Linked DNA regions of Homo sapiens: region 1 is linked to region 2. The links are chromatin loops, found by intact Hi-C in ENCODE. Cell type or tissue: IMR-90. All regions are shown on one strand.

What was found. Peaks named below come from ENCODE experiments on the same cell type or tissue, not always from the same donor. Only the 100,000 strongest peaks of a DNase experiment are listed, where the experiment ranks them.
Region 1: a loop joins it to region 2, with 5 times the contacts of the local background. A loop is called at or near these places in 2 of 110 quality-filtered maps.

The regions. Positions count from the first base shown.
Region 1 is chr6:5,091,356-5,099,355 of GRCh38, forward strand. All of the region lies in intron 3 of LYRM4-AS1 (LYRM4 antisense RNA 1), which reads left to right. It also overlaps a transcript of LYRM4 not described here. Among named protein-coding and RNA genes, the nearest start is that of PPP1R3G, 10 kb to the left of the region's middle. RefSeq lists an enhancer at 4,172-4,221. In IMR-90, no CTCF peak of the experiment used is centred here; DNase peaks (open chromatin) are centred at 3,226 and 4,026; H3K27ac peaks cover 133 bases; H3K27me3 peaks cover 4,592 bases.
Region 2 is chr6:4,758,699-4,766,698 of GRCh38, forward strand. It overlaps a transcript of CDYL not described here. Among named protein-coding and RNA genes, the nearest start is that of CDYL-AS1, 13 kb to the right of the region's middle. In IMR-90, no CTCF peak of the experiment used is centred here; no DNase peak of the experiment used is centred here.

The DNA of each region.
Region 1 (8,000 bases), 330 kb after region 2:
GACACCTTCCACCTTGTGAACTGTTGTGTTCCTCTTTGGACTCCCTTTAGCTGATCAGGGAGGTGACATCAGAACGCAGCGGTCACTGATCCTTAAATCCTTCAAGGTCTGATTGTCAGAGTGCTAAATACCGTAACTTCAGGCGCATTCAGATTTCAACTCTTTTGAATCTTTTTGGTAGACATTGCATTTGCTTTTTGTGAAGTTTAGTTCTTTGACTTTGGTTAACTGTGAACAGGAAACTTTTGGAAAGAACAGAGGCACATGTCAGCTAAATGAAGATGTTTGAGATGGCAAAGATCAAGGGCTTCCTTTTAAGATTTGCTGGTGAGATTTTCCTACTGAGTTGGTACTAGAGGAATCAAATAGGTGAGATCAATGGAGTAGTAAAAGGCTATTTAAGTAAGTCATGAGTTCAGAGCAAGTTCAACCAGAAACTCCACATTTATACAAACCACGCATATACATATGCAAACTTTTCTGGTAAGGCAAAGCCATTTTCAAGTGACTTATAAGACATTTAAGGAAATTGGGCTGGTATAATTTCTCCGATTGTAGTTACTCCTCCCATTCCCATCGTTGTCACTGGTCAAGTCCTGTTCTTTGAAACTTGTTACCTGAGGTCATTTCCCACAGAGTCGACAGCATACTAACATAGCTGGAAATAGGAAATTCAGTCTGAAAATCTGGATGAATTAGGAGTGGGGCAGACAGATTTCATGAACTAAGCTTGAAACATTTCATCTTTAAGTTGAAAATTTCATGAACACATCCTGCAGATGGTTTTTCTACAAGTAGCTACTCTTGGGTCAGGTTGAGGAAGCGTCCACTCTGGCAGATGAGAATTTTATGTTCCTGGGAAACTAACAGCCCTTAAAGGGATTGCCTTGCTGTGGTCTGAGGATGTGCAGTTTCAGCTCCTCCCTTGACAGCTTTGGGTAAAGAACCCTTGTCATCAGGAGGTTGTTCTGGTGCAGGTGAGGCAGCATCTTTTTAAACCCTTAGTAGGTGAAAGAGCTCACTATTTCCCAGAAACTTTTTCTTCCCATACGTTTTACATTATTTTTAAAAAATGGCCGGGTGTGGTGGCTCACGCCTGTAATCCCAGCACTTTCGGAGGCTGAGGCAGGCGGATCATGAGGTCAGGAGTTCGAGAACAGCTTGGCCAATATGGTGAAACCCTTTCTCTACTAAAAATATGAAAAAAAAAAAATTAGCTAGGCGTGGTGGTGCACACCTGTAGTCCCAGCTACCAGGGAGGCTGAGGCAGAACAATCCCTTGAACCCGGGAAGCAGAGGTTGCAGTGAGCCGAGATCGTGCCACTGCGCTCTGGCCTGGGCGACAGACAGAGACTCCGTCTCAAAAAAAAATTCAGTCAGTTTATGTTCAGAACCACTGTAAGTAGGTTGAGGCATTCTGTTTGTGTTCCTTTCAGTCTGGTGAAGCAGCAGTCGTGTTTATGTGCACAGACTTCAGGCATTTTTTTAAATTGCATTTTTCAGCCAGCAAACCCAGAGCCCCTGTGACGCTCGGATCACCATTAGGTGCAGAACCTAAGATTAGTAAGTTTCTATTTGCTGCATTAGGATTGTAAAAGCATAGATCCAACTGGGTGTGAAGGTCCCCACGATATCTGTGAATATACTTGGGTATTAAATTGCAGACAAGTGTTAACAATGAAACACACAATATGTTCTTTGGAAATAAAATAACTTAGTACACATTTAGAAAGGTCTGTGAGTCCCCCACCCGCAACCCCTCCCAAAAAACCCCACCTGAACTAGATGTTGCTTTTGTAACCAGAATCCTGAGTTATTTTGGATTGTGCTGTTTACCAAAGTAATTAAAGATGAATTTATGTATTGGTGCAATGAGCCCTGGAAGACTGCTTTTTGTTTGTTTTTTTGTTTTTTGTTTTCTGGCAGAGAAAATGATGCCTTTGAGATGTATTGTAAAAATATTAAGTTCTGAGGCCAGGGGCTGTCCCTGCCTGGCATGACCCATCACTATCTAGAGCATGTGACAGTGGAGGGGGATGGAACGCCTGCCTTGGGGCTCCAAGCCCAGGCTGTGGCTTGTCCTCCCTGGCCTCTGCTGACTCTGGCCTGGGCAGAAGTGCCCGGATGGCTGCTTCAAAGTCAAAGGCAGAGTTTTCTGAGCCTTCACTTTAGACTCTGCCATGTCCAGTTGGTTCAGAAAATCTTACAAAATGAGTCTGGTATACCCAGCTATAATTTGCCACTTTACAAAAAAACTTTTTAAAAGGAGTCTGTACTATCTGGTTAGATTTGTTAGATCCAAGGGTTTCTATAACAATTTGGCCCCATTCTCTGTAGGCACACGCATGAGAGGCAACAGTGGATGCCTGTGGTCCATTAACCATTACGTGCTGGCAGAGGTTTGGGACTGTAGGGCAAGGGAGACCCAATTTCATGTGCAATGGCTTCCTTGTGAGTAATAGTCCATCGACCACCATTGTAATATCACTGAAATGTCCAAGTCATTTCTTCAGGGTCTGAAAATGCAATGTAGCCTCGCCAGGTGTGTGTCTGGAGTCCCTCAGCTTTCTAGGGATGCTGCCTGTGCAGGGTCCTGACTTGCCAGTGGGCCTGATGAGGCCCCCAACCCCGACTAGGTTGGTTCTTGGGACTTGGGCCAAAGTGTCTGACTTAACTGAAACCAGATAGGGCTGAGTGCTCCTTTATCAGCTACACAGCAGTGGCAAGAATGAGCCACTATTGTGGATGGTGTATTTTAATGTGATTATGTGGAATTTTAAACAGTTCCTTCTAGTAATGTGAAAGAAAAAAACCTCATTTACCTCTGTTTTAAGATTTGCTTGAGGCCAGGTGCAGTGGCTCATGCCTGTAACCCCAGCACTTTGGGAGGCTGAGGCAGGAGGTTCATTTGAGGCCAGGAGTTCAAGACAAGCCCGGAGAACAAAGCAAGATCTCATCTCTATAAAAAAATTTTAAAAATTAGCCAGGCCTGATGGCACACACCCGTAGTCCAAGCTACTCAGGAGGCTTAGGTAGGAGGATCGCTTGAGCCAAGGACTTTGAGGCTGCAGTGAACTATGATGGCACCACTGGACTCCAGCCTGGATGATAGAGTGAGATCCTATTTCTTAACAAAAACAAAACAACAAATTAGAAGAAACATTTGCTTGAGCAACGTGCCTGGTGGAATATTAGGGATGACTAACAGATTTCTGTGAATGTGGTTTTGGCAGTGTTTATTTACACTGAGAACTACTGCAGTCCAAGCCCAGCCTTCAGATGTCTTCTTGGTTTTTAAACAGGGTAATTCTATCCTTGTGGCTTGAAAATGTCTGTTCAATTCTGAGGATTTTCTTGTACTTTTTGTTGCTGCATGACTGTATGGTGGTGTTTCTGTATGTATTACACCTACAAATTGTGGAACCAAAGCCCTGATTTGAATACAGAATGTAAGCGATGTAGTACTTTAAAAGGGATCGCTGAAGGGGAAGGGGGATGAAGAGGAGTTGGTTAATGGGTACAAATATACAGTTAGATAGAAGGAATATGTTTAATATGTGGTAGTACTGGAGGGAAAGTATAGTTCACAGTAATTTACTGTGTATTTAAAAGTAGCCAGAAGAGAAAATTTGTAATGTTTTCAACACCAAGATAATCGTTCGAGATGATGGATAGCCCAGTTACCCTGATATGATCATCACACATGTACAGGTATCAAAATAGCACATGTAGCCCCAAATATGTACAACTATTATATATCTATTAAAGATTTAAAATAAAAGTGATCACTATGTCTACGAACATTTTTTGGTGCTCACAATCGGGGAGAGGGTGTGATTCTGGCATCTAGTGGTAGAGCCCCTGGGTGCTGCTAAACAGATCCTCATAATAAAGAATTATTTGACCTAAACCTGTTACAGGAAAAACCTTAGACAAACTAAATTTAACAGAGTTTAACCAAGCAAAGAACTATTCATGAGTCAGGCAGCCTGCGAACTAGAATAGATTCAGAGAGGCTTCCGGTGCAACCAAGTGGTAGAAGAAGATTCATGAACAGAAAAAGCCAAGTGACATACAGAAAATGGAAGTGAGGTACAGAAACAACCGGATTGGTTACAGCTTATTGCCTTATTTAAAGCTGATTTCAACAGTTGGCTGCCTGTGATTGGCTGAAACTCAATGATTGGCACAAATGTAGGTTACAGTCTGTTTACATATCCAGTTAGGTTACAGTTCACTATGTACAGAAAAACCTTTAGGCCACACTTAAAATATGTAAGGAGACAGCTTTAGGATATCCTTAACAAACCTCACTGCTGAGGTTAAAAACCCTGAGTATTGGCTGGGCGTGGTGGCTCACACCTATAATCCCAGCACTTTGGAAGGCCGAGAGGCAGGTGGGTCATTTGAAGTCAGGAGTTCGAAGCCAGCCTGGCCAACATGGTGAAACCTCATCTCTACTAAAAATACAAAAATTAGCCAGGCGTGGTGGCTCACCCCTGCCGTCCCAGCTATTCGGGAGGCTGAGGCAGGAGAATCGCTTAAGCCCAGGAGGTGGAGGTTGCAGTGAGCCGAGATCGCACAACTGCACTACAGCCTGGGTGACAGAGTGAGTCTCCATCTCAAAAAAACAAAAAACAAAAAACAAAACAAAACAAACCCCGAGTATTATGCCAAAGTAGATTTCCTGATTTTGACAATGTACTATGATTACGGAAGACATTTTCATTGTGGAAAGCTGCGTGAAGGGGATATGGGATCTCTGTGTGCTATTTCTGCAATTTCTTGTGAGTTTTAAACCATTTCACAATAAGAGTTACAATAATAAAAACTAAACAAAGAAACTGCCACTAGGTGGGTGCAGTAGCTCATGCCTGTAATCTCAGCACTTTGGGAAACTGAGGTGGGAGGATTGCTTGAGGCCAGGAGTTTGAGACCAGCCAGGACAACATAGTGAGACCCTATATCTACAAAAAATTTAAAAATTAGCTGGTTGTAGTGGCGCACACCTGTAGCCCCAGCTACTTGAGAGGCTGAGGTAGGAGGATTGCTTGAGCCTGGGAGGTAGAGGCCACAGTGAGTTATGATCATTTCACTGCACTCCAGTCTGGTGACAGAGCAAGACTGTTTCAAAAAAACAAACACAAAAATCCAACCCTACCACTGAGAAGTGTATAAAGCATTGGTGAAGAAGTACCCTTAGCTATGGGGGAGGTGGCCTGTGTGGGGATGAGACACTGGCTCTAGGACAGCCAGGCCTGCAGTTGCCACCAGCTCACCCCTGGCTAGCCAAGTGCTTTCAGATAAGACCCTTAAAATAGTGTGAGTGAGTTTTCATGCTTGCAAAATAGGGGCGGTAACTCCTGCCTAATATAGATTGTTGTGAGCACTGAGGGAAGTTAGTTGTGAAGTGCCAAGCAAGCCGTTGGTCTCAACATCTTTCTCTTTTCCCTCTGGCCTCTGCCAGTTTGGTTTTTGCTGATTTTATTCTGAGGATAAACACTGTCTGGCTCCAGCTGAATGTAGGAAGCATAACTGAATCTTCCAGTTGGGAGAACAAATGATAGTAGCCCTGAGTGTGCTAACCAGACAAACTGTTTTTGTTACCTGGGCAGAAAGTATCCATTTGCTTCTTGTCCACATGGTGGGACGCTCTTAGTTTGTTTTCTGTTGCTTATAACAGAATACTTGGAACTGGATAATTTATAAAGAAAGGGAATTCATGTCTTATAGTTATGGAGACTGTGGAGTCCAAGGTGAAGGAGCTGCATGCGGTGAGGGCCTTCTTGCTGGTGGAGACTCTCTGCAGAATTCTGAGGTGACGCAGAGCGTCACATGGTGAGGGGGCCGAGCAGGCTTGCTCAGGTTTCTCTCCCTCTTCTTAGAAAGCCAACAGTCTAATATATCTATATGTTTGAGACAGGGTCTTGTTCTGTCACCCAGGCTGGAGTGCAGTGGCACGATCATGGCTCATGGCAGCCACCAGTCTAATATACCTATATGTTTGAGACAGGGTCTTGTTCTGTCACCCAGGCTGGAGTGCAGTGGCACGATTATGGCTCATGGCAGCTAAAGTGATGGGCTAAAGTGATCCTCCAGCCTCCAGCCCCAGCCTCCTAAGTAGCTGGGACTACAGGCATGAGCCACCGCACCTGGATCATTTTTGTTGATTTTTTGTAGAGATGGCATCTCACTATGTTGTCCAGGCTGGTCTCTAATTCCTGAGCTCAAGGAATCCTCCTGCCTCAGCCTTCTAAAGTGCTGGGATTAGAGGCAAGAGCCACTGTACCCGGCCAATAAATTAATATATTAATGGATTAATCTATTCATGATGGCAGAGCCTGCACGACCCAATCACCTCTTAAAGGCCCATTCTCTCAATACTGCCACTTTGGGATTCAGTTTCAACAGGAGCAATGAAGGGAGACAAATATTCAAACCACCGCAGATGTGTATTAAGCATGCACATTGTTACGACATCATACACATGCTGTACATACACTAATATCACTTACATACACTGCGTTTCCTTACAACAGCCTCTTCAGAGATTATCCACCCGATCTAAAGCAGCTACTCTTGAGGGGCCTCCTGTTTGGTGTCTGTTCTTTTTGTTTGGTGTGTGTTTTTATACAAAAAAAATTCTTTTTAGAGATAGGATCTTGCTATGTTGCCCAGCTTGGCCTTGAACTCCTGGGACAGGCAGAGTCCTCCTGCCTTGGCTTCCTGAGTGGCTGGGACTACAGGGGTGCACCACTGCACCCAGCTTGGACCTTAATTTATACGGACAACTCCACGCCTACATCTACAGATAGTCTCTGCGCTTACACATCCTGCTCCGTTCCGAACCCAGCCAGCTCCACACATGTAAGGAAATGGCATTTTCTTCATTCAGATGGACCCTCAGCCTCCCCAAAGTTGGCACTGTGAGTCTCTGGTAGGGCAGGCCCAGCAGGCACGTGGCTCTGCTCTGCTCGGGAGTGATGTAGGGCCAGGCTGCCTTTGGCTGCAGGCTGCCCACAGCAGAGAGCTGCTTCTCATCCTAGGCTTGGCCCAGAGATCCCCGCTTCACATCAATGCCATTCTCATGAGCAAACCCATTTACACATACCCTCGGAGTGGGCCTGTCCCTATGCAAACCTGTTTGGCAGTATCTCCTGAACCAGAACAACCCCATGATCCGAAATTCCACCTAGGTACAGGAGTGTGTACACACGAGCACCAGGAGACACGCACAAGAATATTGACGGTGGCATTATCTGTCATAGTCAAAAGCTGGAAACAATGCATGCTGCAACAGCCCATCTGAGGCAGGGTGGGCAGAACCGGGTGAGGGAGGTACACGTCCACGCGCCTCATCTTACATCACCCGAGGCACACACCCATCAGTACCATGGCGGGCAGAACCCCTGGTGTTCTCACTTGCCAACTGTGTCTCTCCCTTGCTGAGGGGAATGGCTGCTTTCCACTTGGTTAGGTACTCATAGGATGTGATGCCACTTTCCTGGATGACTTTACTCAATCCTAACTCTCAGATGGGGAGTGGGCTGGAGGAACACCTATTCTTCACATCTGGTTGCCGAGAGGACTTTTCCCATATTTGTGGTCTCTTCCCCTCCACCAACACCCCCAGTGCTGCTCACAGTGACCCGCTTGGTGGGTGACAGCCATTGTCCACACTGACTGGTGGCATAAGCGCATCTCTCAGAGGTTCTGAGGGTGGGTGGGTCACGGCTTTCTTGTCTCTCTTCTTGTACCAGTGGGGGCTACAATCTGGGCAGTGCATCTGCTTTGCAGACTCATGTTTCCCTTGGATTTGAAGGGGTTAGTTGAAGGTATATACTTATATAATTTTTTTTTTTTTAAAGACAGGGTCTCACTCTGTTACCCAGGCTGGAGTGCAGAGGCATGATCTCGGCTCACTGCAACCTCCACCTCCTGGGCTCAAGCGATCTTCCTAGCTCAGCCTCCCGAGTAGCTGGGACCACTATAGCACGTGC
Region 2 (8,000 bases):
TATAAGAGGAAGGAATAAAAACCCTATAATTCTAGAGAAAAGTCACAATTGACACTTTAACATAGTTCCTGCTACATATTTTTCGATGTATATTTTTGTACGGTTGAAACTATACTACATATTTCCTGATTCTTCATTTTACGTATTTATTTTAATTTCTTTAAAATATGTAATATATTTACATATTTTAAAGCTTGGAAAGAATAAACAGACATAGAGTGAAGAGGCTCTTTCTGATCTTTCTACCTCAATCACCCAGTTTTCTTTTTCTTTTTTTTTTTTTTTTTGAGATGGAGTCTCGTTCTGTCTCCCAGGCTGGAGTGCAGTGGCACGATCTCGGCTCACTGCAAACTCTGCCTCCCCGGGTTCACGCCATTCTCCTGCCTCAGCCTCCCGAGTAGCTGGGACTGCAGGTGCCTGCCACCACACCTGGCTAATTTTTTTGTATTTTTAGTAGAGATGGGGTTTCACCGTGTTACCCAGGATGGTCTCGATCTCCTGACCTTGTGATCCACGCGCCTCAGCCTCCCAAAGTGCTAGGATTACAGGCGTGAGCCACCGCGCCCGGCCAATCACACAGTTTTCTTCCTAACCAAAATTAATACAGTTGTTAAAAGTTTTCATATGTGTATCTTTCCAAAGAGACTTTGTGCATTTTATTCAGATTCTTTACCTTAATATTAAAACAGATTCACTTTCCATCTTATTTAAAATCATATAAAATGTCAATTTTAAGGCCCACATAATATTTTACTATACAGATATACCATAATTTGCTTAGTCCTGATTATCTATCAGACATTAAAATTGTTTCCAACTTTTGAGTTTTAGCAACTTTGTAGATCCTAGTGCTTAAATTAAAAGAGCCCATTGATCTTCTCATTTTAGAAATTGTAGGACTTGGTGGGTGCAGTGGCTCACACCTGTAATTCCATCACTCTGGGAGGCCGAGGTGGGTGGATCACCTGAGGTCAGGAGTTCAAGACCCGCCTGGCCATGGTGAATCCTCGTCTCTACTTAAAATGCAAAAATTAGCCGGGCGTGGGGGTGTGTGCCTGTAATCCCAGCTACTCAGGAGGCTGAGGCAGGAGAATCGCTTGAACCCAGGAGGTGGAGGTTGCAGTGAGCCGAGATCACGCCATTGCACTCCAGCCTGGGCAACAAGAGAGAAACTCCATCTCAAAAAAAAAAAAAAAAAAAAAAAAAAAAAAAAAAAAAAAAAAAAAAGAAGAAGAAAGAAAAGAAAAGAAAGAAAGAAAAAAGAAAAACAAAAGAAATTATAGGACTTTTACAGTAATTTTCCTTGAAGAGATTAGTTTCATTTTACCCCTATTCTCAAAAGCAAGTCTGTTGTTTTTTTCTGCTAAGGCTAGTCCATCAACCTGGGGTTGAAACAATCCTTTATCTCCATGAACTGACCTCAGTGAGTTACAGCCACATCCTCTTATACTTTGGAAAGAACATCCCTCAGCTCAGTGTTCCATAAATATTTATAGCAGGAATGCCCCAGTCCAAAGTGGATGGCATTTTGACCTCATCATTGTTGCTGACTCCCTGTATCCTGGGAGCTTAGAGGGTCGAAGCACTGTTGTTTAAGACACCCTTTGGAGCTCCCCCTTGAAAGCAAAGAGTAGTTATGCATTCAAACATACCCAAGGAATAGCACAGCAATACAAAAAAAAAAAAAAAATGATGACCCAAGTAGAAAGTATGCCCAAGAATAAATAAATGTTGATGCTGCTTTCAGAGGACTGTGAGAGTTGATGGGCTTTGTGCTGAATGCTAAAGACACTGGTTCATCATGGATTGGTCAGAAAAGAGTTTGCCTCATTTAGAGGAATATTCGTGGAGTTGGTGATGAATAGAGAAAGGTGAGGAAGGCTTCCCGAAGCAGAGGAGAAGCCATGAATTTGTTGCCTAGAAAAAGGTCTATGTGAAATAGAGCTCTTCAGAGTGAGAAATCTGGACCTACGCTATGAGGAAATTGGCATAAAAGGACCAAGAGGAAGCCTGACAAGAAAGGAAAATACTTGGTTAAAACAATTGCAGTAGAAAGGGAGAAATCTGGGCTTAATATAGATAGAACTGTCAAAGATAAGAGTAACTGCCAGAAAACCAACAAACAAAACTAGATAAATCAGTGAGCCTTCTGGGATTTTTTTTTTTTTCTGGGATTCTCTCTCAACCAACCCAACTCCCAGCCGCATCCCAACCCCCGTAGATAAAGTCTATTGTCCTTGTCCTATTCCTTGTAGTGGAAATTTAGCATGTTCTCAATTTGATGCAAAGTGTTACGTAACTCCAGGATCCAGCCCACTCTTCTGACTATATTTCCAACTATGTTATAATATTACTCTAAGACTCTCTTTTATAGAAATGTTCAAAGTAACTGTGGCAAAATTGTTTTTGCTCCCAACTATTGTACACACTTCATAAAAACTATTTCTACAACCTGAGAGCCAGTTGAGATAAGCTCTTGGCGGCAGATAAAGACCAAGATTGAGCACTCTCCAGTTACATATGTGTTAAACAGATCTTTAAACATATCCTTTCAAAGCTGTATCTCGAGGGATAATTTAATATAGGAATATAAGGTACCATGAGAGGGTCAATCACAGAAATATTTTTGGTGAGAGTGACTTTCCCCATGATTTTTTTTTCCCCAGACTGAGTCTTGCTCTGTCACCCAGGCTGGAGTGCAATGGCACAATCTCGGCTCGCTGCAAACTCCACCTCCCGGGTTCAATCTATTCTCCTGCCTCAGCCTCCTGAGTAGCTGAGATTACAGGCGTCCGCCACCACGCCCGGCTAATTTTTCTATTTTTAATAGAGACAGGGTTTCACCATGTTGGCCAGGCTGGTCTTGAACTCTTGACCTTGTGATCTGCCTGCCTCAGCCTCCCAAAGTGCTGGGATTACAGGCATGAGCCACCACGCCCGGCCCACTTTCCCCAGAATTGTTAAAGGTGACTACTTATGTGGTAGTATTCAAATACCCAAAGACCACCTACTCTAATTAGCAAAATAAGCTGTATTTGTATTGGTCCCATTCTTTCATTATTCTCAACCTGTTTCCTCTCTGTAAGATGGAAATAATATCTGTTTTATAGAATTGTCATAAAGGTTAAATCAGATTTCCAGTAATGGCAGACTAAATAAGTGTGATTGAGCTTCCTGCTAAGGACAACTAAGAAAGCTGGGGGAAAAGCATTTTAAGAATCTGATTCAAAGCAGTAGAGAACTAATAAGATGTTTAAAAACACTGAGCTAGGGTGGGGAAGCTTGGAAGCCCATGGAGGTGAGCCCGGAGTTTCTGTATGTTTTTCCCCTGTGAGCAAGACCAGAAGGCGGAGAGAACAACATGCTGAGTTATGATTTTGAAAGCCACAAAGATCTAAGGTGACAGGGATTGGTGCTCAGTTTCCATCAAGGGATGGGAGTCCTGGTGGATGAACTCTTCTCACACTGGATTAAAACTCTGAAGGACCTTAAGGAAAAGAGTAATTCAGAAGTAAGCACCCCTAGAGACTACAGCTTAGCTTTTAATTCTTTCAAGCCATGAAATTGATTTTAGGTGACATTTTAGTGTTTGAGCACTTAGGCAGCTGGCAGGAACAAACATATCCTCTCTGGAGAAATATAACATCATCTCAGACCTCAAATATATTTCTACATTTTGTAGATCCAATATCTGGCACATAATAAAAAATAATCAGACACACAAGGAGTAAAATAACATGAACTAATATCAATAGATACAGCAGACAATAGAAACAGACCTACAGAGGCTACAGGTGTTAGAGTTTGCACACTGACTTCAAACTAATGATCTTATTCAGGTCAAAGAGATTAAAAAAAAATCCAACAAGATTAAGAATTTCAACCAAGAACAACAACAACAAAAACTCAATAACAAATCAAAAGGATATTCCAGATTAAAGGGTACCAAAAAAAAAAAAAAAAAAAAAAAAGGTTTAAGAGCAGATGAGACACAATTAAAGCAAGAATTTGTAAACCAAAAGATAGATCAGGAGAAAGTACCCAGAATGTAGTAGAAAAACAAAATAATAGAAAAATCAGAAATGATAATACAACGCATAGGACTGTAGTGAAAAGCTGTAACATACGTTCATTGGAAACTCAGAAGGGAAGAAGAGACTGAGGTAGCAGCAATAATAAGAGATAATGGCTGACAAAATTTTGCAAGCTGGTAAAATAATTCAAAGACTCTATAAATCCTAGGAAACCCAACCAGGATAAATACACAAACGAATACCTAAACACATCATAGTAAAACTGCTGAAAACCCAAGACAAAGAGAAAATGGTAAAAATAGCAAGAGAAGAAAGATAGATTACCTTCAAAGGAGCAAAAATATAGCAGATTTCTCAATGGAAACAATTGAAAGTAGGAGACTATAAAATATACTAAAAGCACTGAGCAAAAGTAAGAAAATTGCCACTGAAATTCTATACCAGCTGATATAGCCTTCCATAAAAAGGTAAAATAAATAACTTTTTAGACAAACTAAAGCAAATATTAGATGTTTTTATAGCAGAAGGAAAATATCCAGCCTTGGAGATACAGTAAAAACAAAACAAAACAAAAAAACCAAAGGACAAAATAATGAGTTAAATATGTAGGTGACTCTAAATAAATATTGATTGCATAAGCCAATAATTATAATAATTTTTAGCAATTAAAATGAAGAATTAAAACACAAAGCAACAATAAGGATGGAATATAGAATTAGTGGTGTTGGAACATGGGTCAGTAGGACATGGAATAAATGGTGTAAAGTGTTCTAAGTTTCTTGTCCAGGAAAAAAATAAAAGTATTGGTATTACATTTAGTTAAGAAAAAGACACACTTAATATTTAGGGTTATTACTGTATATATTTTAAAGGAATATATGGCTTTCCAGGTAATAAGGAGAAAAATAATAGAATAATTTTTTTGTAGGGCCAGGCGCGGTGGCTTACATCTGTAGTCCCAGCACTTTGGGAGGCCAACATGGGCGGATCACTTGAGATCAGGAACTCAAGACCAGCCCTGTCAACATAGTGAAACCTCATCTCTACTAAAAATACAAAAATTAGCTGGGCATGGTGGCGTGTGCCTATAGTTCCAGCTACTCAGGAGGCTGAAGCAGGAGAATCACTTGAACCCGGGAGGCAGAGGTTGCAGTGAGCCGAGATCATGCCACTGCACTCTAGCCTGGGCAACAGAGTGAGACTCCATCCCCCAACCCCAAAAAAGAAAAATTTGTTGTAAAGTTCTCAATCAGTCTGGAACAAATCAATGAAGGAAAGAAAAAGAAACAGAACAAGTAGGAAAAATAGAACATATTGAATAATACCTAGAATTATACGTAGAATCAAAATTACACATACCAGTAATTACTTTAAATGTAAATGGACTAAATATCCCAATTAAAAGACAAAGATTATCAAACTGGATTAAAAAATAAAAGTGTTAATTGTAAGAGACATGTAAAACTTAAGAATCCAGAAAGTTTAAAAAACACATTTGGAGAAAGATTTAGCTATCATACAAACACAAAAGAAATTTGGTTGTAGGTTTTTTTTCATTTTTTGTTTTTTGTTTTTGAGATGGAGTCTTGCTCTGTTGCCCAGGCTGGAGTGCAATGGCATGATCTCGGCTCACTGCAGCCTCTGCCTTCCAGGTTCAAAAGATTCTCCTGCCTCAGCCTCCTGAGTAGCTGGGATTACAGGCGCACACCCCCACGCCTGGCTAATTTTTGCATTTTTAGTAGAGGTGGGGTGTCACCATGGTGGTCAGGCTGGTCTCAAGCTCCTGACCTCATGATCTGTCCACCTCAGCCTCCCAAAGTGCTGGGATTACAGGCGTGAGCCACTGCACCCAGTCAGTTGTAGGTATCTTAATATCAAAGTAGACAATGTAAAAAGCATTATTGGTGTCTTTATAATGACAAAATGCTTCCTTCACCAGATAGATTATAACAATTTTAAACTTGTATGTACCTAGAAACATAGTTTAAAAATATGCAAAGCAAAAACTACACAGAAAGGCTTAGACAAATTCATAGTCATGTTGGGATATTTTAATGCACCTGTCCCAGTAACTAATAGAATATTTGAACAACATAAACAGTAAAATACAGCAAAATTAAACACACACACATATATATAATAGAGAGAAAACACTGCATAACAACTAAAAAATACATAGTCTTTTGAAGTACCACATAAAATATGTATAAAACTTAAGCAATTTTGTGACATAAGTGTTAACAAATTTTAAAGGATTGAAATTCTACAGATTATATTCTTTCACTACAATGTTATTAAGCCAGAAATTGGCTGGGTGTGGTGGCTCACGCCTGTAATCCCAGCACTTTGGGAGGTCAAGGTGGGTGGATTAACTGAGGTCAGGGGTTTGAAACCAGCCTGGCCAATGTGACGAAACCCATCTCTACTAAAGTACAGAAAATCAGCCAGGCATGGTGGTGGGCACTTGTAATCCCAGCTACTTAGGGAGGCTGAGGCATGAGAATCACTTGAACCCGGGAGGCAGAGGTTGCAGTAAGCTGAGATCGCACCACTGTACTCCAGCCTTGGTGACAGAGGGAGACTTCGTCTCAAAAAAAAAAAGACAAATAAAAATAACTAGAAAATCCTTATTTTTTGAAATTTTAAAATATCTTTCTAATAACATGTGGCTCAAAGAAGAAACCACAATGGAAATTATAACATATTTTCAACTAAATAATAATAAAAATACAAACTATTAAGACTTGTGGGATGCAGGGGAATTTATAGGTTTTAATTCATACATTTGAAAAGAAGACTGAAGATCAATGAACAAAGTCATCTTTTTTGTTTCCCGTTTTTTTTTTTTTGATACAGAGTCTTGCTCTGTCGCGCAGGCTGGAGTGCAGTGGCACAATCTCAGCTCTCTGCAACCTCTGCCTTCCAGGTTCAAGTGATTCTCTTGCCTCGGCCTCCCATGTAGCTGGGACTACAAGTGCATGCCACCACACCCGGCTAATTTTTGTATTTTTAGCACAGATGGGGTTTTGCCATGTTGGCCAGGCTGGTCTCGAACTCCTGACCTCGGGTGATCCACCCACCTTGGCCTCCCAAAGTGCTGGGATTACAGGCATGAGCCACCATGCCTGTTGAACAAAGTCATCTTAAGAAATTAGAAAATGAATAACAAATAAAACAAAGGAAATAATAATGATAGAAGTGTAATTAAATAGAGTAGACATACCATACAAAGAACCAAAAAAGCTCAAAATTGGTATTTTCAGAAGACTAATAAATTAATATACCCATGGCAGGACTGATAAAGAACAAGGAGAGAAATGATACGTATTTTCAATAATTAAAATGGGAATATTATTAGAGATCCTACAAATACTAAAATTTTATGAACAATTTTATGTTATTAACTTTGAAAATTTAGATGAAATGGACAAATTGACACAGAAAGAAATAGAAATCCTGAATATTCCTTTTTTGTTTGTTTGTTTTTTCCTTTTGAGATGGAGTTTCACTCTTGTTGCCCAGGCTGGAGTGCAATGGCATGATCTTGGCTCACTGCAACCTCCACCTCCTGGGTTCAAGTGATTCTCCTGCCTCAGCCTCCTGAGTAGCTGGGATTACAGGCATGTGCCACCATGCCTGGCTAATTTTTTGTATTTTTAGTAGAGACAGGGTTTCACCATGTTAGCCAGGATGGTCTCGATCTCCCGACCTCAGGTGATCCACCTGCCTCAGCCTCCCAAAGTTCTGGGATTACAGGTGTGAGCCATGGCGCCCGGCCCTGAATATTTCTTTATTAAAGAATTTGAATCTATAATTTAAAGTCTTCCAGTAAGAATGCTCCAGACCCAGGTGGCTTTATAAGCAAATGCATACAGGTATCAAAAGAAGAAATAATGGCATTCATACACAAACTAAAAATTGGAAAAGAGGAAGTACATGACAACTTATTTTATGAGATCTCCATAA